Linked DNA regions of Homo sapiens: region 1 is linked to region 2. A link is a loop called in an ENCODE intact Hi-C map of the cell type or tissue named here. Cell type or tissue: dorsolateral prefrontal cortex. All regions are shown on one strand. Links, peaks and the distances in the headings refer to the core of each region. The heading gives the core; the rest is flanking DNA.

Region 1 (12,512 bases), core at 2,499-10,498, 54 kb before region 2:
GAAGTCTTGAAATCAAGGCGTCAGCAGGGCCATGCTCTCTCGAAAGACTCTCAGGGAGGCTCTTCCCTTGCCTCTTCCAGCTTCTTCTGGTGGTTGTCCACCATCCTTGGTGTCCCTCAGCTTGTAGGTGCGTCACTTCAATCTCTGCCTCTGTCATCACGTGGTGGTCTCCCTGTGTGTCTCTCTGACCCACATTTTCCTATTCTTATAAGGACTCCAGTCTTATTGGATTTAGGTTTAGGGCCCACCCTAATCCAGTATGACCTCATCTTGATTCACAGATTTTGGGGGGACATGAATTTTTGGAGTATACTGTTCAACCCAGTACAGAGGGTTCCAAATTCAATTTATGTTTTCATATTTAAACCAGTCACACTTACTAGATTTATCTGATTTATATAAAGCAAACAGGTAAGATATATTTTATGTAAAAACTTATTCTTATTTGCAGTTATATTGACATATATGCCTTCCCACTGCATGGGCCTAGGTATCTAGTATTTTCCACTCATGTAGCACAGATTGCGTTAAAGGACTATTTGGTGATGAGACATCTATTAATACAGATGGAGAGCCAGAAAACTGTCCACATTACCTCTTAATAGCCCACTATTTATAGAACCAAGCTAGACTTTTCTTGAGTTTTAACTGCTGTTCACTTTAGAATAATACTTGAAATGTTCTTACTTATTTTATATCCACAACACCTAACCATGCCTGATGCTGATTTATTGAATGAAGATTGTATTAATGAAAGAATGTTGTGCATGTGTGTGTGTGTTTGTGTGTTTGTATGTCCGTGTGTCTCCATTGGAGGGTTGTCAACAGGGGCATATGGGGAGTTTTCATTTGGTTAGTATATTCTCTGTCCTTTTTAAAAACATAACTAGGCTGGGCGCGGTGGCTCAGGCCTGTAGTCTCAGCACGTTGGGAGGCCGAGGTGGGCGGATCACCTGAGGTTGGGAGTTGAAGACCAGCCTGACCAACATGGAGAAACCCCGTCTCTACTAAAAATACAAGATTAGCCGGGCGTGGTGGCGCATGCCTGTAATCCCAGCTACTTGGGAGGCTGAGGCAGGAGAATCGCTTGAACCTGGGAGTCGGAGGTTGCGGTGAGCTGAGATCACGCCATTGCACTCCAGCCTGGGCAACAAGAGCGAAACTCCGTCTCAAAAACAAAAAAACCAAACAAACAAAAAACACAACTAGTGGCATCCATCATCCTATTCTACACTTTGCTTTTATTACTTAAAGTATATCATTTCATCTTAGTACATAAGTGCTATGTTTGCATAATATTCCATTGCATAGATATAATTTATTTAGGTAGTCTCCCTTAAAAATGTTTTTAATTGTGGTAAAATACGCTAACATAAAATTCACCATCTTAATTTTTCAAGTGTACAGTTCAGTCTTGTTAAGTATATTCACATTGTTGTGGAACCGATATCTAAAACTTTTCCATCTTGTAAAACTGAAACACTGTACTCATTAAACAACAATTTCCCCCTCCCCCAGCCCCTGGCAACCACCATTTCTATGAATTTGAGTTAGCTTCTCTTTCTAGTTGTTTTCATCTTTGCTTTTACAATCAAAGCTGCAGTGAGTAGCCTTGTGTACATGTCATTTTGCACATAAATGAGTATATCTGTAGGATGCATTTCTAGAAGTAGAATTCCTAGGTAAAAAGGTTTGTGCATTTATTAATTTTGAAATATAGTGCAAAATTGGCTTCTAAACAGGTCTCCCTATCCCTATTTCATCCTGAGCTTTTACACACAGGTGGCTTGAATTCTTTCCTTGCAGCAGTGAGTGAGATAAGGTTAGGGTAAAGAATACTAATGTAGAATTGGCCTTTGATAATTCATATCAAAAAATGCTAGAAGATTCTTTGCAGAATTCTGATGTTTGAAAACTGAGGCTTGACATAAATTTACTGTAAAATGAGGTGGCCGAGTGCAGTGGCTCATGTCTGTAATGTCAATACTTTGAGAGGCTGAAGCCGGTGGATTGCTTGAGCCCAGGAGTTTGAGATCAGCCTGGGCAACATGGCAAAACCCTGTGTCTACAAAAAAAATACAAAAGTTAGCTGGACTTGGTGACATGCACCTGTATAGTCCCAGCTACTTGGGAGGCTGAGGTAGGAGGGTCACTGAGCCCAGGGAGCTTGAAGCTGCAGTGAGCCATTGTGATTGCACCATTGCACTCCAGCCAAGGTAACAGAGCAAGATCCTGTCTCAAAAAAGTTAAAAATAAATATAAAATGAAATGAGGCATAACTACATAGAAATACCACTGTTTCCCTTAGAATGTACGTATAGATTTTGGCGCAGTGACTTTTCATCTGATAACTTCAAATAATTTGGCATTTGTATTAGTTTTATTATTTTAAGGTGAAAGTATGCATTATTATGTCTGAATGTTTTCTTATAAAATAGAATCTGAAGGGTTGGGAACCACCTCTCATTGATGATCGGTATTAACAGTTTGAAATTTATTTTTCTAGACGTTTTTCAGTGCATTGAACAACACATGGATGGTATTCCTGCTTTAAAAAGATGGGATCATGCTATATTTACTGTTTTGTGATTTGCTTTGTTAGTTGATAATACATCTTTTTTGGGTTAGTGAATAAGAGATATCCTCCATTATTTTAACGGGTTTATACTCTCCTATTACATCATAATTTTCTTGTCCATTCCCTTGTTGGTGAACATTTAAGTTGTGATAAACATTCTTTATACATATATCTTTGCTTATTTGAACAAGTTTCTGTAGGATAAATTCTAGGAAATAGAACTTCTAGATCAAAGGTATGACCATAGCTGGGCACAGTGGCTCACGCCTGTAATCTCAGCACTTTGGGAGGCCAAGGCAGGTGGATCACTTGAGGTCAAGAGTTTGAGACCAGCCTGGCCAATATGGTGAAACCCCATCTCTACTAAAAATACAAAAATCAGCTGGGCGTGGTGGTGTGCACCTGTAATCCCAGCTACTTGGGAGGCTGAGGCAGGAGAATTGCTTGAACCCGGGAGGTAGAGGTTGCAGTGAGCCAAGATCGCACCACTACACTCCAGCCTGGGTGACAGAGCTAGACTCTGTCTCAAATATAAATAAATAAATAAATAAATAAATAAATAAATAAATAAATAATGATAATTTTATATTTTAATGTATATTTGGGGGCTCTATAAAAGTTATATTAACATTCTGATTTGCACAGGAAATAAACTTAGTTCTAAACTTTCGGATGTTTTAGCTAGGTGACATATCATCATTAATATACATCATTTTTTCTAATATAAGGTTTGTGATAATATAAAAATCTTTAAAATGACAGCTTTGAAACTTTTTTGTTCTTACAGTGATGGAATGGGGAGAAGATATTAAAGCAGTTTCAAAAGATGAAGCAGTGATGTTGGTGAATCATCAGGCAACAGGAGATGTGTGCACACTGATGATGTGCCTCCAGGACAAAGGACTGGTAAGCTACCCTGAAGGCAGTAGATAGACATCCAGAAAGGAAGGTTAAAAAGGAATCCATTTGGCCGGGCATGGTGGCTCATGTCTGTAATCCCAGCACTTTGGGAGGCTGAGGTGGGTGGATCATGAGGTCAAGAGATCGAGGCCATCCAGGACAACAGGGTGAAACCCCATCTCTACTAAAAATACAGAAATTAGCTGGGCGTGGTGGTGTGCACCTGTAGTCCCAGTTACTCGGGAGGCTGAGGCAAGAGAATTGCTTGAACCCGGGAGGCAGAAATTGCAGTGAGCCGAGATCACGCCACTGTACTCCAGCCTAGCAACAGAGCAAGACTCCATCTCAAAAAAAAAAAAAAAAAAAGGGAATCAATTCAAATATCTTACTGTGCTTTGAAATATAGACATAGACTTTAATATGTATACTTTAAATAAAAATTTAGAAAATATTAAAAGAAAAAATATATCATTCTAAGTCACCCAGAAGTGGGAATGTAGAGACTTAAAAAAAAAAAAAAACTGGGACAATGTGAATTATATTTCAATAAGACTGTTTTAAAAAATAGTAACTGGGAGGAAAGCAGGTTAATATAGTTCAAATTGAGGGCTGTCTGGAGGTGAAGCAGTGGATTGCTAGTTTGAAAAATACAAACACAAAAAGCAGCTTTAGCCTGGCACAGTGGTGCCACTTGTAGTTCCAGCTACTCGGGAGGCTGAGGCAGGAGGATCGCTTGAGCCCAGGAGTTTGGGCTGTAGTTCTCTATGCTGATAGGCAGTCTGCACTAAGTTGAGCATAAATATGGTGACCTCCTGGGAGCAGTGAACAACTAGGTCACACAAGAAGGGTGAACCAGCCCAGGGTGGAAATGGAGCAGGCCAAAACTCCTGTGCTGATCAGTAGTGGGATCATGCCTGTGAAGAGCCACTGCACTCCAGCCTGGGCAGCACAGCAAGACCCCATCTCTAAAACAAAAGATTGGGGGAATATTGCTTATGATAGAATAAATATTTATAAACTGAGTGGATTTAAAAAATAAATTCAGTCTTTAGCCTTAGGAGAATTATCACCTTAGAAGTTAAAGAGGTTATGTTCATAGAAAACTAAATAAGGTGTATAAATTAATGGAGTTAATGTGTGACCTAATGGAAGTTCATTAAGGGCTTAGTAGTTATGATCAGTGACTATAGGAAGTGTAAACACCATCCTGTAAGATACAATTCATCTTATCAAGGTGCTGACAGCCTAGTGGCAGGTAGAAGAAGGGTATCACAAACAATGTTTTTTTTTGTTTTTTTTTTTTGTTTGTTTGTTTTTTTTTTTTTTTTTTTGAGATGGAGTCTTGCACTGTTGCCCAGGCTGGAGTGCAGTGGCACAATCTTGGCTTGCTGCAACCTCTGCCTCCTGGGTTCAAGCAATTCTTGTGCCTCAGCCTCCCAAGCAGCTGGGACTATGGGCACGGGTACCATGCCTGGCTAATTTTTGTATTTTTAGTAGAGACGGGGTTTCGCCATGTTGGCCAGGCTGCTGGTCTCAAACTCCTGGCCTCAGGTGATCCACCCACTCTTGGCCTCCCATAGTACTGGGATTACAGGCATGAGCCATAAACAATACTTAATTGACAAGTGAGATGGCTTCAGTGGAGGGTAAGTGCACTGTGTACCTCATGGACATAGAAAACTTTATGAAGGGGAGAGGACATAAACTTGGCCTTGAAGGATGAGTAGAATTTAGGTAGACTGGTAAAGCAAGGACTTCTTTCTTAATGAAACAATCTTGGCAAAAACATCAAAGTGAGAATAAGCCCTGGTGTGTTTAGGTTCCAGAGATTTTGATTCACTAGGTTAGGGTAGGGTCAGAAAATGAGAGGAGATTAAATAAAAATATGTTTTATTATTGCAGAATCTGTTTTTCTTGTCTATCTGAAAAGCAGAGGGATAATCTCACTGGAATGTGGAAAAATTAAATCCTTTCTTAGATTCAGGATCTTGAATTGTTAAGAGTATCACCATGTAGATATATTTGCATTTATAATAATATTTATTGCCTGTCCTCTAAGTTCATGACGTTAAAATTTTGCAAAACTAGTTGATTTGGCTTTCTATAAAAGAGAATCTCCAATTAGTTAACATTGTAACTCTTACAGATAGGATCATTACATTTATAGTGATTATCCTGAGGGCCTACAATGTCCTTAAGTGTTTTTTGAAACTCGTGATTAAAATGGTCAATATAAATATGTCTAACTGTATTCTAACACCAGTTTGGCATAGATGATAACTGTATTAACTAGAATATTAGGTAATTTAAAATTCCCCAGTCATGTGGACAAAAGAAAGTTTGGTTGGCTTGTTTGCCTTTATAAAAATATTTAAGTTAGTTAGGCTAGGTTCATTTTTCTATCCCAAGTAATTTTTTTTTATTTTGAGATTAGTTAATACTAAATAATGCTCTGATAATATTGAATACTTTGAAATCTAGAAGAATATTTTATTTTCTTTCATAAAGGAGTAACAGAATATAAGGGTGGAAGCATTATAATCTTTCCCTGCTGCCTAATAATTACAGAGCAATATAATTTGTATTCACTAGTAGGAATGTTTACTTGATTTATTTTATACTTTATGGATACCTTCAAATAAGGAAGGCTATATTGTGGGCCAGTTGAAAAATATTGCTTTGATGGTAATATAATTATAACATAGCTTTTTGAATTCAGGGGACTTCTTGAAGCCCCCATTAGTTTCTCAGTGGGAGTACTGTTGGCATTTTAATAGGACAACAGTGTTGCTGAGAACTGTCCTGGGCATTGCCAGACGTTTTGTGTACCCAACTGCCACACACTAAATGCTAGTAGCACTCCTTAGTCCTTGTTGTCACAAGGACCAAAATTATCCTGCAGTTTCCATACTCACCCAATGGAAAACCATTGACCTTATTATAATTTCAAAAGGACAGAAAGAGTGCAGTCATTTAAGTCTCTAGACGATGTTTTGATACGTAGAAAATCTGTGCATCCAGATAAAGAATAATTGATATAGATTGATTTTGTCTCTTAGAAATAATGGAAAAGTTCTGAGGGACAGACCTATCAAACATTGACAGAGTTGATTTAGGCAGCTTATGTTTACTCATCCTTCTTTTGAAGAATATGAAACAAAGGATTAATTGTGTTTTCTGAAAGTGTTGGTACTTTTTTTTTTTTTTTGAGACAGAGTCTTGCTTTGTCGCCAGGCTGGAGTGCAGTGGTGCCATTTCAGCTCACTGCAACCTCCGCCTCCTGGGTTCAGGCAGTTCTCCTGCCTCAGTTCTCCTGAGTAGCTGGGACTACAGGTGTCCGCCACCACACCCGGCTAATTTTTGTATTTTTAGTAGAGACGAGGTTGACCAGGATGGTCTCGATCTCTTGACCTCGTGATCCGCCCACCTCAGCCTCCCAAAGTGCTGGGATTATAGGCGTGAGCCATCGTGCCCAGCCTGGTACCCTTATAATAAGTGTCTGTGAATTGTCTTGGCCTTTTATGACAATTTATGATAAAACTAAGAATTTTTATTTCTGTCAAAAGAACTTTATTAAATGTTTTATAAACATTTATTGACTTATAACATTTCCCCTAAAATAAGTTGGAACAGAGCTGTCCTTACAAATCTCAGGAAATAGTTTGGGTATCTTTACTGAATTTATGTTTTAAGTGACCCTTCTAACTGAAGAGATAAATCCACCATGAATGAAAGGTTAAATATAAAAGCTAGTTATTTGGCATTTAAAACCCAGAAGTCAATAAATTACAACTACACTTCTTAATGTATCTAAAGCTAAAATGCTTTATAGGTTGAATCCACTGCTTTTTGTTTGTTTTGGGGACACTGTTCAACAAATTTCATTTAGTCCAAATCTCAGCTTATTTAAACATAGTACTGTAATCATCATTGCAAAGCAAAACAAGATGGGATGCTGGTGATTATCTTACTCTATATTAATTGATTGAGGAATCAGTTCTTTCTTTACTAGGCATATATCTTCATTTTTAAAAAAAGATTTAATATTGTAAAGCTGATGGAGTAGGAGTTGTGTAGCTGGAAAACTAAGGCAGAAGCTGTAATATTATATCATCTGTGGGCTTTTATAATGCTTTTATAAAAGCAGCACATGGATATCAGTGTTTTAGTTTTTTCCATATGTGTAGGTTCACATCAGTTGGTTCTTAGAGATGATGTTTACATCTACTGTTCCCCTGGGAAACCAAAGTAGAGCTTATTGCATTCTTGACTGAGGTTGTAGCTTTCACTTTAGTTAAGGCTTATAACAAGGAATGCTATTTCCTCAGCAGGAAAGAACAATTAACCGATTCATTAATTAGATCCCGTTTGTACTTTTAATTTTTTTTTTTTTTTTAATAAAGAGTCTCTCTCTGTCACCCAGGCTGGAGTGCAGCGGCTCGATCTTGGCTCACTGCAACCTGTGCCTCCCGGGTTCAAGCAATTCTCCTGCCTCAACCTCCCGAGTAGCTGGGATTACAGGCACGCACCACCACGCCTGGCTAATTTTTGTATTTTAGTAGAGATGGGGTTTCACCATTTTGGCCAGGCTGGTCTTAAACTCCTGACCTCAAGTGATCCACCTGCCTCTGCCTCCTAAAGTGCTGGGATTACAGGCGTGAGCCACTGTGCCTGGCCTGTAGTTTTAATTTTTAAATTTGCGTGAAAGAAAGTCTTCTGCCCTCAATATTGGTATTAACTCTTATCAGCAGTGGATAATATTTTTCTGTTTAAGGACTGAGGCACTACAAATATTTTTATCCTGGCAAAGACCATGATTTTACATAAACTAATAAATATTCTTCATAATAGAATATGTAAATCATTCTATTAATTTTTAAATGTTTTATTTGGGACACTACATTTTTATACTTTGCCATGAAGCTACACTCAGATTTTATAAAGCCACAGTGAATGTTCATTAAATATATAGTCTTGTTTGATAACTTAACCATTTTATTATATTGTTTCAAAATAATTTTGTAAGTTATATAAGAATTATCAGAGACTTTGGGGTAGAACAAATTTGAAATCATTAAGTCCAAATTTAAGAAGTTAATTGAGTTTCATTTTTTATATAGTGATATATGTACCTGTGACTTAGGATTCGAAGACTTGGAATCAAGACCTGTAATTTTTCATGTAGACACTATTAGTAACTGTGCTTTGTTTGTAGAAATAGAGTTAGACTTAAGATATTTTGGTTAATTAAAAGTATGCTTGGATGATTATATTTAAAGCTTGGAGACTCAGCTCAACTATAGTCAGGTTTCTTCTATCCAATATTATTTCTTGCTTTTAAATATTTTAGGTTGTTGCTCAGATGATGTGGTTGATGGATCATATTTTTAAGTACACAAACTTTGGAATTGTTTCTCTAGTTCATGGAGACTTCTTTATAAGACAGGTAAGTAATGAGCACTTTTTCCCCGCAGTGATAGCCTGGTCAAATTGATTCTTGATTATAAAAAGAGGTATAACAAAACCAATTATAATAGGTAGGGCTGCTTCTAACCAGTCTTAGGGAGCTTTTTTTTTTTTTTTTTTTTGAGAGACAGAGTCTCGCTCTGTCGCCCAGGCTAGCGTGCATTGGCACCATCTCGGCTCACTGTAACCTCCACTTCCTGGGTTCAAGTGATTCTCATGCCTCAGCCTTTGGAGTAGCTGGGACTATAGGCATGCCACTACGCCCAGCTAATTTTTGTATTTTTAGTAGAGATGGGGTTTCACTGTGTTGGTTAGGGTCTCAAACTCCTGACCACAAGTGATCCACCCGCCTGGCCTCCCAGAGTGCTGGGATTACAAGTGTGAGCCACTGGCCACTGTGCCAGGCTCAGGGAGCTCTTTCTCGGAATCTTTGTTCCCTAACCATTTATTTCAATCTAAATTTGAGTATGGATAAGTATTAAAATACTTAAAATGCAAATATTCTAATCTCTACTCTTCTCCCATTTAGAAGGTACATTTTTAGTTTAGTAAACATTCCCCACTATTCAGTTTCTTAGCTATGTGAATTGGGCAAATTATTTAAATCCTCAAGTTTCTTGTTTTCCAAACTTGAATAATATGTAGTATCCCCCACAATGGTTGTTGTGGGGATTAAATGAAGTAATAGCTATAAAGCACTCAGAACAGTGCCTACTACCTTCATCATCATTTTTATCTTGATTACTACTATTGTATCACTATTACTTTTATTTACAAGGCACTGTTGTATAATATAGTAGATATCTAAATTACTAGTAGGCAGATTATTAAATAAATTAATAAATAAGTTAATGTAATAATAATAATGGGAGATGTTTTGGGAATTCATAGTAGGAAAAATAAGTATATCAGTTTTATGTGAATCCAGAAAAACTTCAGAGAAGATGATATTTGGCACAAGTTTTAAAGAATAGGTATGGATTTGATGGAGGAAGGTGAATTGGGAAGTCCCAAGCATTAGGAATAGTTTAGTGTAGGAAGAAGAATGATAGCCTCTTATCAGCACTACATTATTTTCTTGACTTGTTACTAGTATTATATGCTTTATTTTCACCAGAATGGATAACTGAAATATGGTATGTACGAGCTTTTATGCATGACAATACCACAGTTATTTGGTGTTTACATATTTAACAACCTGGATTGTGCCGTGCTTTGCACATAATTATTACTTAATGAATAATTGGTGAATCTAATTAAGCCTTTTCCAAGAACCACAAATTCAGAAATAAGCTGGAATTGAGTAGAGAAACTTCTAAGTTCTGTGAAAATAAGTGTCACAAAACACATGTACTTTACTCCAGACAGTTTTATGTACTGGACATTATATCATTTCATTTTGGAAACATCCTTTGTTCTTCTGAGCAGAGAAACAAATATAAGCATACCCTGGAACCACAAGAAGTGGCAATGGGGAGTGGACACAAGGTCAAGACAAAATAAACTGATCAGGACAACTTAACAAAGATCCTAGTGTAATAGCTCAGAGAAGGCAGCGGAACCAACAATTAGAAAGCTTAGCAGTCTCAGGGATCCGAAAAGCTAGCTGAGCACCTTACCTCATTTCCAGCTTTAGGAAATAATTGAATTTACAGTGTAGTGTAACAGTTGATTCTAATGATGATCATCAGGCATCAAGAAGAGGGGCTGGGCTCGGTGGCTCATGCCTGTAATCCCAGCACTTTGGGAGGCCGAGGTGGACAGATTGCTTGAGGCCAGGAGTTCGAGGCCAGCCTGGCCAACATGGTGAAGGCCTGTTTCTACTAAAGATACAAAAATTGGCTGGGCATGGTAGCATGAACCTGTAGTCCCAGCTACTTGGGAGGCTGAGGCAGGAGAATCGCTTGAACCTGGGAGGCAGAGGTTGCAGTGGGCCGAGATTGCGTCACTGCACTCCAGCCTGGGTGACACAGCAAGATTCCATCTCAAAAAAAAAAAAAAGAGGCTAAATTATACTAGATTATCGGTGTACTTTTAGATAAAAGTTGAAAATTAGGTACTCCAAAATATTTTCTTGTGATTACTATGTGAAGTTTTGCATACATAAAGATTATATTTCGAAGTTTCTGGAAAGTTTACAAATTTATTTCTAAAGAGCAACGTGTTTTTCCCCGATAGATTAGTAATAAAAATCTATAACATGAGGGGAAGGAAGGGAAAAAGCATTAATGTTTAAAAGAAAAATTCTCTTGAGACTTTGCTACTAGACCATTTTGACAAGCTTTTCCAAGAATAGTAAAAATATTTTACGTATAATCTTGAGAACTTAATAGCTATCTTAATCATAATCAGTTCACTTCAGCAAACTGACTAACAAAATGTCTTACATGTTTTGCATTTGGGATACATTTGATCTAAAGACTGAAAGCATACTAATTATTTTGAGGAGTTTCTGTAATTTTGTTGGCTGGAAAATGTTGGCAAACTGATCACACTGAAAGAAAGAACCGGCTGGGCGCAGTGGCTCACGCCTGTAATCCCAGCACTTTGGGAGGCCAAGGGGGGCAGATCACAAGGTCAGGAGATCGAGACCATCCTGGCTAACACGGTGAAATCCCATCTCTACTAAAAACAAAAAAAATTAGCCGGGTGTGGTGGCAGGCGCCTGTAGTCCCAGCTACTCGGGAGGCTGAGGCAGGAGAATGGCGTGAACCCGGGAGGCAGAGCTTGCAGTGACCCGAGATCGCACCACTGCACTCCAGCCTGGGCAACAGAGCGAGACTCTGTCTCAAAAAAAAAAAAAAAAAGAAAGAACCTTTGTGATATTTAGTTGTAAGCTTTGGGCCTTCCTACAAATTTTTCTGGATTCTTCTTTTTAGACTTCAGGTCATCTTCTTTTCTCTCTTTCCCTCTCAACTAAGATACAGTCCATTAGAATGTCTTTTTTAGCTTTACTTTCACATTTTTCCTAAATGTAACTACTTGTTATCAATACAATATAATTGAATCTCATCAAATTCCCTTGTGTGGAATACTGCAAGTCTTCTAACTTATCTCCTGTGGTCTTTTGGTCACAGGAACCAGCAGATTTTCTTTCTTTTTTCTTTTTTTTTTTTTTTTTGAGACAGGGTCTCACTCTATCACCCAGGCTGGAGTACAGTAGTACCATCAGGGCTCACTGCATCCTCGAACTTGTGGGCACAAGTGATCCTCCTGCCTCAGCCTCCTGAGTAGCTGGGACCACTAAATGTGCCATCGCACCCAGCTAATTTTTGTATTTTTTGTATAGACGGGGTTTCACCATGTTGCCCAGGCTGGTCAGATTTTTTTAAACAGAAATAAGATTATAACACTTCCTTGTTCAAAACTATCCAAAGATGTCCTCTCCAAAACTACTTACCATGCATAAGGCTTTTCTCATTTGGTCTCCACCTCCCTCTGCAGCTTCATTTCCTACCCCTGACTTCCTTGTTTATCACACTTCAGCCACACTGGCCTTGGTGCTGTTCTTTGAACATGCCATACTCGTTCCCACCAAATGACCTTTGTCCTTTTTGTTTTGTCACCT
Region 2 (12,512 bases), core at 2,280-10,279:
CCAGAGTGTCTTCCCTGGGAACTCACCTGTAAAAGATCCCACCTCCCATTTCAGATAACTGCCCATTTTACTGAGGAAAGGCATACCTCAGCCAGTAGGGATGCCCCTCCAGGGTGACAAAGGGACAATTCAAAATATTGATGACACAGAAGCTTCTTTCAATCAAGGCATCTTAGCCCACAATCAGGCTTTTTGTGTTTCTCTGATTTATGCTTGTTTCAGTAAGGACAAAGGATGGCATTAGAAATGGTGCATTTGGGCCTGCGTTGGCTGTATTGAATTCTGATATATTTAGTGTGGGACAGTGGCAGCAATGGCAGCTCAGGGCTCACAGAAGTAGAAGGTACCAGGACTTCTTAATGGCATAGGTCCAAGACTGGCACAGAGTCACTTTTGGTGCTATATTCCTTTAGTTAACATGTCACAGAGCCAGTCCAGATTCAATGTGGGAAGGTCTATAAATGGGTAGAATACTATCAAATACTGAGAGGCATGCTTCATTGGGAGCTGTCTTTGAAGATCAGCTACCACAGTTAAAAAAAAAAAATTCCTAAGCTATTTGAATAAAGAACACTAGATGGGTCTAAAAGAGTTCTTGCCCTTTGGCAGGCTTGCCCATAATTTCCATTAGTTAGAAATATTTCGAGTTCCCAAATACCTTAAGAGGATTAGATTTGTTGATCCATCCCTCATTCGTATAAGTCACATTAATCAAATGGACACCTAGCTAAAAGAATGGAGGTTTTGTTTGGACATTATATTATTTTTGGCACCGATTGATGCATGACTGATTGGCTCTTAGAATTTCAGAGCAAGTAGTCACCTTGTTTTGGGATGGCAGATTTCACTCTGATACAATTTTGGTGCATTGCTGGTAGCATCAAATGGCTACTTAGTAGAATTGTGGGGACTAGAATCAGCTTTCTTTTATTTGCATTCATATATTTTCCCCAAAACAGCATATTGCTTTGGTTCAGATTTATGTATTTCGTAAATAAGAGTGAAATCTAAAGGAACAAGTATATTTGTTAAAAGGGCGATGGATCTAGAAGCTAAAGCTTCCATAACATCCTTATCCTCAATTTTAATAATCCCAAAACCCCAAAAGATAATTTTTATTAATGTTCCTCTCAGCTGCTGCAGAGATACAATTAACCATGAAAAAAGCCCTGAAATTAATTATTTTTTTTTTTTGGATGTGGAAGTGAAGTGCATTTTAAAAATTTTGCCCTATATAGTAGAAGATAAAAAGAACATTTTTATGTTAGACCAAAGGGGATACAGATTTCAATCTCATAATAGTTTCTTTCTTTTCTGAATTCTAGTGTGGAACTAGAGTAGGTAATAAATTCTAGGCCACGATGGCCACTAGTGCCCGAATATCCCTCTGTCATGGCGCCATCAAGTGTTAAGGGCTTGTCCAAGTAGGAGCCCAGGAGCAGCAGAACCGGGGACTTCAATTCGACCTTGGCCCTTTGGCAAGTTTCTTATCCTCTCAACCTCACTCTCCTTATGTGTTAAATGGGAAACGCTCAAAGACTTCTTTTTTTTTTTTTTTCTGAGACGGAGTCTCACTCTGCAGCCCAGAGTGCAGCCGCGTGATCTCGGCTCACTGCAACCTCTGCCTCCCGGGTCCCGGTTCAGTGATTCTCCTGCCTCAGCCTCCTGAGTAGCTGGGACTTCAGGTGTGCACCACCACACCTGGCTAATTTTTGTATTTTTATTAGAGACGGGGTTTCACCATGTTGGCCAGGCTGGTCTTGAACTCCTGACCTCATGATCCGCCCACCTTGGCCTCACAAAGTGCTAGGATTACAGGCGTGAGCCACCATGCCTGGCCAAGACTTCTTTTCAGTATTAAGTGAGATTATATACAGGAAGCACATAAGACACTGGCACATTGTACTGAATGTGCAGTAAGGAGGCTGTGTTTATCTCACCCCAACTGGGTTTAACAGAGGATGTAAGTTATTCTCATATTGAGATGTGCCTAAACTGCAAGTGATGTGTTCCATGCATACCCAATGCAGTGGCTCATGCCTATAACCCCAGCACTTTGGGAGGCCAAGGCAGGAGGATCACTTGAGCCCAGGAGTTTGACACCAGGCTGACAGGAGATCAGCCTGGCCAACATGGTGAAACCCCGTGTCTACTTAAAAAAAAAAAAAAATTAGCCAGGCATGGTGGTGTGTACCTGTGGTCCCAGCTACTCGAGAAGCTGAAGTAGGAGGATCACTGGAGCCTGAGAGAATTGAGGCTGCAATGAGCTGTTATCATGCCCTAGGTCTCTTGGTTTTTAAGTTAGACACATGCAATCAGCATAGCCAAGTCCCTAACCCCACACAGTCAGACTATATTTAATATATCTAAGGCTCCAGACAGCAGTGAGAAAAAGCTTTGAGGTTGGAGCGCCAATTAGGAAGGTGAGGAGACGGGGGCATAAAGAGGAAATCAGATCTACTAGACAAGACATTACATAGGCTTAATAGGGACCTATTTTTGCTTCTGAGACATGATGTCACTTGTGGTGAAGACCTTGAACTAATTATCAAAATGGAGGGAAATATAATTTCTAGTATTTGGAAGCTGTCCACCAGCCCACGGTTCTCTGTATAATTCATATGATTCTAAATATAAAACTACATTGAAAGTGTCCTAATGCTTCAGGAAATTGAAAGTAATTTTGAAAACCTTTCTCCTTTCTAGTTGCAGAAGTCTCAGAAGTTTATATCTTGAGAATTGACACTTTACCTTCCAGTGGTAAGTTCTGGGTGCTCAGTTCTTAGTGGGTATCAGAAGGAAGTGGGCAGATTAGAATAAGATATTGCTTATGGCTATTGAGGTTATCATGGTAGAGCACAAAGAAACGAGGCAAAGCTGGATTAGCAGGTGTGTATTCGAAACTCTGCCCTGCTGGGGGTGGGGGTGAGGAGATGAGAAGCAGGTGATGTTTCAAAGCCCCATCTGGCCCTAAGAGCCTTTGATTCCCCAGACAAATATCCAACAAGCTGTCCAGCCCACCATTCACGGAACTTCAGAGTAACACCAGAAATTGGGAATTCCAAGAGAGAGAGGCTTCAGGGCCATGATGAGGTTATGGAACAGTTCTCTTAGAGAAGATTTGGAAATACTTCAAACCATCATCTGGTGGGAAGCTTGGCATAAACAGCAACTCATGGATATGGAGATGGCTGCTCAGGCATTACGATATTCAGAGTGGTTCTGGGCTAGCTTATTATAAAGAAGACCCGTCCTTGTTTTCCCAAAGGATGGCTAGAAAAAGCAAGGGAATGAATGAGTTAATGAATGTGGAATTAATAAAGCATTTCTTCTTGGAGGCAGAGAAATGGAACAGCTGATTACTGAAAGCCAGCCTTCAGAATCTGTGCCATGTCCGATCAGGAATAATAATTGAAATTGTCATTGGAGCGATGTCTGAGGGATGCAGAAACCTGGTGTCACAGGAAGCATTGCCTCAGACTCTGTCTTCCTCTTTATTAGGCCTTGGAGAGGAAGGACAGCAGGGTTACCTCACCAGCCCAGCTCCAGCTCCCCTTCACCCCCCGCCCAGGTACCTGTCTGACTGCAGCAGGAGATTCTAGCACAGAGGGTGCCAGCAAGCAGGGGTGCTCAGAGGGTTTCTCATTTGAAAGGTATTTACTGTTAGGGGAGAGTGGGAGGAGAGGAGGGGCAGGCATGGGTGGGCAGAGCATAGGTACTAGGAATCTGCAAACCACAGACAAGAAGCAAGTGAAAGTAAAGATCTGAGGGTTTGCTGTAAGCTGCATTAGCAGGAGGAGCACTGGGCCTGTGGGAGTGGACACATGTGTCTCCTTCCAGGGGCTCCTGCCACAGCCTCAGCCTCAGACATCTCAAGGCTCAGTGTGTGTGTCTGTCTGCCAGTGTACCCCAGGGGGGCCTCATGGTGAGGCTTCCTCTGCCTGGGTTGCTCCTGGCATGGGCTCCAGCTTTTCCCCTCAACCCTGCAGCCCACTGGAAGACATAAGCTAAAGCTGGTGGGGACCTCCACTCTGGGTACCGTCCCTGCCCATCCCCTCTGGCAGTCGCTTTCCTAACTGACAGGTATTGGTGAAGTGCTCAGGATGTTCTTGGTGGGCGTATTTCCTCCAGGTGGGGGTGGCGTAAAAGCCACAGCCTTTTAGAAGCCTCTGTTTCTTTCCTTGACTGGCACTTTAAAAGGTGTGTGCTCTACCGTCATCACTAGGAGAGGGAGGCTCTGTGATCCTCCTTTATTCTCCCATCTTTCCACCGGGGTCTAATACATTTAACAAGCCTATGAAAAGGCTGCCTACCTCATGCCATTTTCTGACTGTTATTCAAAGTGAAGGACATCTGAAAAAAGACATTACATTACCTACAGCCCAGGGTGGAGCGGGGAGGGAATAATTTAGTACAAGGAATTAGGAGGCATTTTTTCTTTTTTGACAGGCTGAAAGGCTTCCTAGGTGAGATTTCCATCGCTGGTTGAAGGAAGGGAAAAGGCTGAGTGGGAGGTGCAAGGGCTGCTAATCTGAAAATTACCGGAATTTCCTTAATTTCCACTCTTTAGAAAATGTCTGCTGCACAAGGAGAGGGTGGTGAGAATCCAGTGAGATAATCCTCATGGAAGGGTTTGGAGAACCTTGTAACACTTCACCAGAGTGAGGGGCAATGACAATTCGAGTCCACGATAAAAAAATAAAATAAAATAAAAAAAGGCCCTTTCTTGTCACTAGAAGAATTCACAAAGAGGCTGGGTGAGCCTGTGCCAGGGTGCTGGGTGGGAAAACCCACTCTGGTTGGGGGATGGACCAGCTGGCCCCTAAGGCCTGTCTCCCCCTGGCCCCTAAGGCCTGTCTCCCCCCAGCCCCCAACTTCCATGCGCCGTTGTCACAGGGACCCTGATAAAAGCTCCCACTGTGCCTGGGTTTCTGTTGTGCTCAGAGGAGGGAAGAAACAATGAGCTCAGCTTGGCCAGAGGACAGGTCTCATTTTGCTCTCATCACTTACAGAGGCCTCTCCCCAAGCAGCAAACTACCAGGCAGGACCAGCTACGTTGTCTGTGTGACCCAGTACAAAATGAAAATGCGACTCCCTGTTCAAAGAGCATTACGAATTTCAAGTCGGCAACAGAAGAGCAGTAAAACGCAGGCACCTCATGAAGGCTGCCCTGTCATGAGAACCACGAAGGAGGAAATGAGGAATGGGAAGGAGCCAGGCCCCTGGGGGTGGTCCATGTCCCCTTGTTGTCCCTCCTGCCAAGGCACTGCACAAGATGTTCTTAGAGAGGAGGAGATGTGAGTAGCAAACTGTAGGGTGTGGAAGCTCAGCCCGCCAAGGCATCCCAGAACTGTGCCCTGAAGGCCAGGAGACCAGGCATCCACCGACCATCCCCCGGTGGTTAAGGGCTGCCCCTGCAGTGGGTGGAAAAGGCTCCCATGGCACCAGAGAAGCCTCAAGGCCTGAAGCTGAAAGGCCCTAGGTGTGGGAAAGATGCTGCCTGGGGTAAGCGTGAGTCCCACGGAGCAGGAGCCACCTGCCACAGGGCAGCTGAACACTGAGCCAAGGGAACATGGCCAGGGGCGCCTAAGACATCTGCACAGGGGCCACCAGACTTCCCGAGGAACCAGCCTCCCAGTGCAGCATGGGGTGGGGTCTGCAAGGTCTGTGAACAAAATAACATTTGTGGTGCTCTGTGAATTCACGTGCCCTTCCTTTCCTCACTGACTGCAGTTGTCCATTATTTGAGCTGCCCCCTTTCCCACCCACTGTGCAGTCACACCATGGAACCACAACCAGGTTGCACAAGAAAGCAGGACAAAGGGGTGGGATCAGTCAGCTAGTGTTTGCAGAATGTGTCTACTGGGTAGACTGGAAAGGGGCCTAGAGATGGGACACAAGCTCTGCCACCATTACAGTCACATGTTGACATGTGCAGATGGCATCACAGAGATTAGCTGTGGCGATGCTGAAGGGCTTTGGGGCAGGGGTTAATCCCTAGGGGCTGCCTAGAGAGGGAGGCACAAAGCTCAGGGAAAGGTTCAGAGCACATTTCACTGCTGGCAGAAGGATGCTGGAGACTCGTGCTGCCTCCATCCTCAGTCGCCCGGGCAGCAGCTCGCATCCAGGCTCCACCTGGCTGCCTGCCTGACACTGCTCTGGATCCAGCAGGCCAGCTCAGATCTCCTTGCCAAGTTCTTCCATCCCCAAGGCCCTCTTTCTTGGCCACATTTCCTCGAAACCACTTTCTAGGCCCTTGTTGCCTCCCACATTGTTCTGAGAAATGGGCTGGCAAACTACCCAGGCCAGAACCCCTGAATCTTCGAGCAGAGAAGCAAGCTGATCATAGTTATTAATCAGTCTTCGAGGGGGAAGGATCCAGGCATAGGAAACAGGAATCTTAGGGAAATACCCCAGCTCAGCTCCTTTCTAGCCAGATGGGTCACATTTCCTCAGTTTCCACATCTTGAGACAATAATCAGCTGCCATGAGATCAAATGAAATCGCACCTGAGAATGGAATTTTCTAACCAATGGAGTTTTATGTAAACATAACATTTAATAACCACCGTTTGCTGCTGTTGTGCCTTCTCCTACGCTCTCCCGTGGCACACACAGTGGGCTTTGTTATGTGGAACTTATTATCTTGGCAAACTCCCATTGGTCTGGAGTCTAAACTGGACACTCAAACAGGCCGATTGTGGGTTGTCTCAGGCCTGCAGGGGCACTTGATCCTGGTTCAGAGCCAGGAATGCGCAGATCCAGCTCTTCGGAGCTCCGTGGCCTTGGGCAAACTCCTTGATTTTCTGTCGCCTCTTGTGACTCATCTCGTGACTCATCTGACAAAGGAGGTTATTATGCCTGCCCTGTCTGCCTCCCGGGTTCCCAGGAGGGTCACGCTAGATGCGAATGGTTCTACACAGGGGCGTGCTAGATGGTCAAGCGCTGCAGAGATGCGGGGGGTAATGACTGGGGGGAAAAGCTTTCTACCTTGATTCCACAGCACACATCCTTTCATCAGGCCTAATGTGGACCGGGAGGCAGAGACAAGATCTGGAAACATTTTCTGGAACATCTGAGAGTTAGTGCACAAAATAAATACTCACCCTCTTCCTAGGCAGGAGTACATTAGTCCTTACCATTATGGTGGTGGTGGTTGTATTAAGGTTATTATGGGTCAGAACAAAGAAAAGGGGAGGGGATGGAGTGGAATTTGAGTCCCAGGAAAGGAAGAAGAAAATGTCAAGAAGTCTTGGGAGGACTGGCAGGAACCTGAAGGGAGGAGCCAGACAGCAGGGGACCAGACAGCCCGGGATTGGGGAGCTGGCCAGATGAAGGAGGTGGCACGTTTGTTCCTGCACCACGCAAGAAGCACCTAGAGGGAAGGAGGGAAAGCTGAGAAAGCGTAAAGCAAGGGCGGGCAGTCTTTCCCAAGCATGGGGCCACTGACTCCCTGGCACATGCAGGCTCGTATAGATGGGCAGTAGAGAGACAAAGAAAGGAAGGAAGACGTAGGTTGCCTGGAAGGAGCCAAAGAACCATGGTGGTGGTTTGAAATGGTATATAATTGTGTGAAGGGACAAGGTGGGCAGTGGCCCTCTGGTCTCTCTGGGAGCAGGAGCTTCCTGCACAGGCATCACCAATCATCGGGAGTGAAAAGGAGCCTGGACTTTATTATTTTATTCTTCCTTCTCCACTTCCTTTCAGTCAATATGTACTGAGTACTTACTGCATGCTAGGCACTGTGCCAGGTGCTGGGCATACGGTAGGGAGCAAAACAGACAAGGTCTCCTGGAGCGTGTATTCTACTCAGGAGAGATGGAAAACAACTGAATAAAATACGGTTGACTCTCCTTCTTCACAGATTCCATATTTGCAAATTTGCCCACTCAATGAAACTTACTTGAAACACCAAAATCAATACTCACAGACTTTCGGAGTCATTCGCGGAAGTGCAGAGAAGCAGTAATTTTGAGTTGCTCGAGACCTTCTTGTTTCTGCTCTCATATCATAAACAATCATCCTTTTCACGGTCTGTTTGATGCTGCAGTTTTTTTGCATTGTTGTGTTTTTATTTGGTGAGTTCACTATTTAAAAAGGCCCCCAAGCTTAGTGCTGAAGTGCTGTCTCGTGTTTCTGAGTGCAAGGAAGCAGTGACAGGCCCGACAGAGAAAATACGTATGTTAGATAAGCTTCGTTCAGGTGTGAGTTAGTGCTGTTGGCCGTGAGTTCACTACAAATGAATCAGCAGTATACACAGTTGACTCTTGAGCAACACGAGTTTAAACAGCATAGGTCCATTTATATGCAAACTTTTTTCAATAAAAGTTACACCAAGTGTGCCTGCCTCTCCTGCCGCCCCTTCCAACACCTCCACCTCTTCCACCTCTGCCACCACTGAGGCAGCAAGACCAACCCCTCTTCTTCCTCCTCCTCAGCTTACTCAAGGTGAAGACAAGGATGAAGCGTTTTATGATGATCACTTCTACTTAATGAATAGTAAATATGTTTTCTCTTCCTTATGATTTTCTTAATAACATTTTCTTTCCTCTAGCTTACTTTACTGTAATAAGAATACAGTATATATAATACATATATAAAACGAGTGTTAATCAACTGTTTATGTTATCAGTAAGGCTTCCAACTAACAGTGGGCTATTAGTAATTTAAGTTTTGGGGAGTCAAAAATTCTACATGGATTTTGACATGCACAGTGGGGGTTAGTACCCCTAACTCCCTCATTGTTCAAGGGTCAACTGTATTAACTAAGGTGTCTTTAAGCAGAAACACACATAAAACAAGGTTATATATTGCTTGATGGATGGAAATGTTGTTGCCAGTGGCTTGCAAAAACCTAACCTCCATTTACCCGATAGTTCAGTACTCACTAGCTCAGTGTTCATGGTGACTTTATAAAGCATAGCTACCCCAAATAATGAGGAAGGACAGTAATTTTATTTATAAGTGCAATAAAGAAGATCAAGTGGGGATAGATTAGAGTATGATTGGAAGGGGGCTGGTGATCCAGGAGGCTCTTTGGGGAGGTGACAATTGAGCTAAGACCCAATGACAAGAAGCAGGCAGCCACGTGAGGACCTTTGCAGAGAATTCCAGGGGATGGGGACAGCAGGGGCACCAGCCCTGGGGTGGGAAAGCTATGGTGGGCATGGCTGGGGCAGATTGAGAGCCCAGCTGGACGGTGGAGCAACTGGAAGAGGAAAGCATCACACAAGAGGAGGCAGAGAGTCGGGCACAGTGGCTCATGCCTGTAATCCCAGCACTTTGGGAGGCCAAGGCGGGCAGATCACCTGAGGCCAGGAGTTTGAGACCAGCCTGGCCAACACGGTGAAACCCCATCTCTACTAAAAGAAACCAACAAACAAAAATATATATATATATGTACACAAAAATTAGCTGGGCGTGATGGTGCATGTCTGTAATCCCAGCTACTTAGGAGGCTGAGGCAGGAGGATCGCCTGAACCTGGGAGGCAGAGGTTGCAGTGAGCCGAGATGGCGCCACTGCACTCCAGCCTGGGCAACAGAGTGAGACTCCATCTCAAAAGAATTTAAAAAATAAAAATAAAAGAGGAGGCAGAGAGAAGGCCCCTGAGGGCCACATGAGGACTGTGGCTTTGATTCTTAGTTCCATGAAAGTCACTGGAAAGTTTTCAGTGGAACAACGAAACTGATCTATGGTGTTCACAGATACCCGGCTGCTGTGTGGGGAATGAGCCAAAGTGACCAGACTGGAAGTGGGGGTCCCGTTGGGAGGTGACTGCACTATCCAGGCTTGAGACGGCATAGCCTCCATCAAGGTTGTGGCACTGGAGACAGATTCAGGTCTATTCTGGAGGAAGAGTTAAGCTTGATTTGCTGATGAATTAAATGTAGAAAGTGAAAGAGAGGAATTAAGATGACTCCGGGGTTTTGAGCTGAAACAGCTGGATGGATTGTGTTGCCATTTGCTGAGATGGGGATGACTAGGGCAGGACAATTATGACCATGTTAGGTTTCACACACTTGCTAAATATCTAAGGACATGTATTCATGAATACATGAATCAAGCTCAGGGGTGTGTCAGAATTGGAGAGAGAAATTGAGAAGCAATTAAACTGGATGAGGTCCCTGAAGGTTGGTGGGCACTTGGGAACCTCTGCAGGATTCAGACAGAACTGGGTTGTGGCAAGAGAGGCTGGGTGTGCAGACAGGGTCCACAGAGGTGGGAGTATAGGCTGAGAGGCAGCTGATGTTTCTGGTTGTGAGAGTTGTAAAAGGGGATCTGAGAAATGTGGAATCTCAGGGCTTAGAAACTGAGAAGGCACCCCCTGCAGCCCTGCTCTGCAGATGCTGCAGGAACCCAGCCTCCCCGTGAGTAACAGGATCTACCACCCAGCCTGGGGCCCATCCAGAGCTCCTCCAGGCCCTCATTCTGTCCCACCTGACATTAAGCACCTGAGCTGGATTATAGCTGGCTCGTATTTCTAACCAGCTAATTTCCCTATGTAAAAGATATTTTGCTACTGGGCTAGACATCCAGTGAGAGGAAGAAAGGCAGGGGTTGGCCTGAGCAGGACTTGGGTTAGAGAACGTGGGAGTTCAGAGCCTGTTCTCCCCTTAGGTAATGGGGAAAGAGACAGAGGGAGGAGGAAGGACCAGCTGGCAGCCCAGGGCTCTGGCGGTAGCTGTATTGTGCCCAATGAATCAGGAAGGGATGATTCCTCTGCCTTGAAGCAGCATAGCGAGGCGGTCAGTGCACAAGTTCTGGAGCCTGACCACTTGGATTCAAATCTTAGTTCAACCATGTACTAATTGTTGTGCCTTTTCCCCTGTCTGCAGAAGAGCACCAAGCACACAGTGTGCTCATGGGGTGCCTAGAACAATGGCTGGCATGTAGCAAACACTCAGTAAACAGAATCTTGAGCTGGTACTGAGGCCATTTCACATCTGCCTCTCATTGAACATTGACTTCCAAGCTGCAGGTCACTCCTGCACAAATGAAAGATGGCTGCTGACTGGATTAAGGTGTGGCAACAGATAGGCACAGATCTGTGCTCTGAATCAGGCACAGTAACTGTGAGTTTCATAGAGCCTATGTAATCACTGTGCTTGCTGTAATAACATCCTTGATCCCATGACACTGCATTTTTCACACTTTTCATTCTATCTTAGGTATTAATCTCTCTCCTAGGGCTGCTGTGATGAATTACCACAAACCTGGTGGCTTCAGACAACACTCTTTTTCTTTCACAGGTCAGGAGACCTGAAGTCCAAAATCAAGGTGTCAGCAAGGTTGGACCCTTCTGAGGGCTGTCGAGGAGAAACCATCCAGGCCTCTCCTGGCTTCTGGTGCCTGCCAGCAATCCTTGGCTTTCCCCAGCTTGTCACACATCACTCCAATCTCTGCCTCCATCTGCACATCACCCCTTTCTCTGAGTCTTTCTGTGCTCTCTCCTTTTCTTCTAAGGACACCAGTCATTGGATTCAGGGCCCACCCTAAAACAAGGATGATTCCCTCTTAGGATCCGAAATTAATTTTATCTGCAAGTAACCTATTTCCAAATAAGGTCACACTTTGAGGTGTAAACATGAATTTTAGGGGGACACTATTCAACCCACTCTATCTTTGCAGTGGCCCACTGGAGCAAGAAAGACAAGTACTATTATTGCCTTTATATAAGTTGGAAAGCCAGGGTCTAGAGAAGAGAAGTTAACTGGCCTATGGTTATATAGTTAGTTGGTGGGAATAGATCCCAGATTTAAATTCCTCTTCCAGGACTGTTTCCCCACCCAAGTTTTTTGTTTTTTGTTGTTGTTGTTGTTTGTTTGTTTTGTGAGATGGAGTCTCTCTCTGTCGCCCAGGCTGGAGTACAGTGGCACTATCATAGCCTACTGCAGCCTCAACCTCCTGGGCTCCAGTGATCCTCCTGCCTCAGCCTCCCAAGTAGCTGGGACTATAGGTGTGAACCACAGTGCCCAGCCCTCACCCAAGTTTTACACACGTACATACACCTTGTATGTATGTTATGTGCAAGGAAGACAGACACTGAGGGCAGGAAAGAGCTGCTATCTTGCCTGTCCAGCTCTCCTCTCTCTTCTTCTGGCAGATCAGCTTTGGCCTTTTCCAATCACGTGGCTCCATGGCGGCCACCATGCTCTAGTAGGGCCCTCTTCCTGGCACAGGGGCTCCCTGGGGCCCAACCCTTGACACCTTTGACTGCATTCAACTTGTCCAGAGATGGGTGTGTGATTCAAGTTGAGGAAAACAGAGCCAATTGGCAATTTAGACATCAGGGCCTGACAGTGTGAGTCTCAGTTCCATCCTAATGGCAAAGCTGGGAGATCAAGCTGCTGGTGGCCACGAGGACAAGGCCTTCAGAGAGAAGAGCAGACACAGGGCTTGCAGAGGGAGGCCTGATGGACCTGGGGATCTTAGTTGCAGCTGTCCCTAAGGCCCTTCCCATGCCTTGGTTACTTGAGCCAACGTATTTCCCCTTTTCCCTCTTTTGCTTAAA

What was found. Peaks named below come from ENCODE experiments on the same cell type or tissue, not always from the same donor. Only the 100,000 strongest peaks of a DNase experiment are listed, where the experiment ranks them.
Region 1: it touches region 2 in a loop (3-fold over the local background); 3 of 110 quality-filtered maps call a loop at or near these places.

What each region holds. Positions count from the first base shown.
Region 1 is chr1:211,784,044-211,796,555 of GRCh38, reverse strand. LPGAT1 (lysophosphatidylglycerol acyltransferase 1) reads left to right here. Exons shown (of 8, transcript NM_014873.3): 3 at 3,366-3,484; 4 at 8,829-8,924. It also overlaps the pseudogene RN7SL344P. Among named protein-coding and RNA genes, the nearest start is that of LPGAT1, 40 kb to the left of the region's middle. In dorsolateral prefrontal cortex, for the core only: no CTCF peak of the experiment used is centred there; a DNase peak (open chromatin) is centred at 6,752; H3K4me3 peaks cover 823 bases; H3K27ac peaks cover 5,565 bases.
Region 2 is chr1:211,730,206-211,742,717 of GRCh38, reverse strand. No RefSeq gene overlaps it. Among named protein-coding and RNA genes, the nearest start is that of NEK2-DT, 61 kb to the right of the region's middle. RefSeq lists an enhancer at 6,892-7,391. In dorsolateral prefrontal cortex, for the core only: no CTCF peak of the experiment used is centred there; DNase peaks (open chromatin) are centred at 3,818, 4,817, 6,137, 6,767 and 1 weaker place; H3K27ac peaks cover 8,000 bases.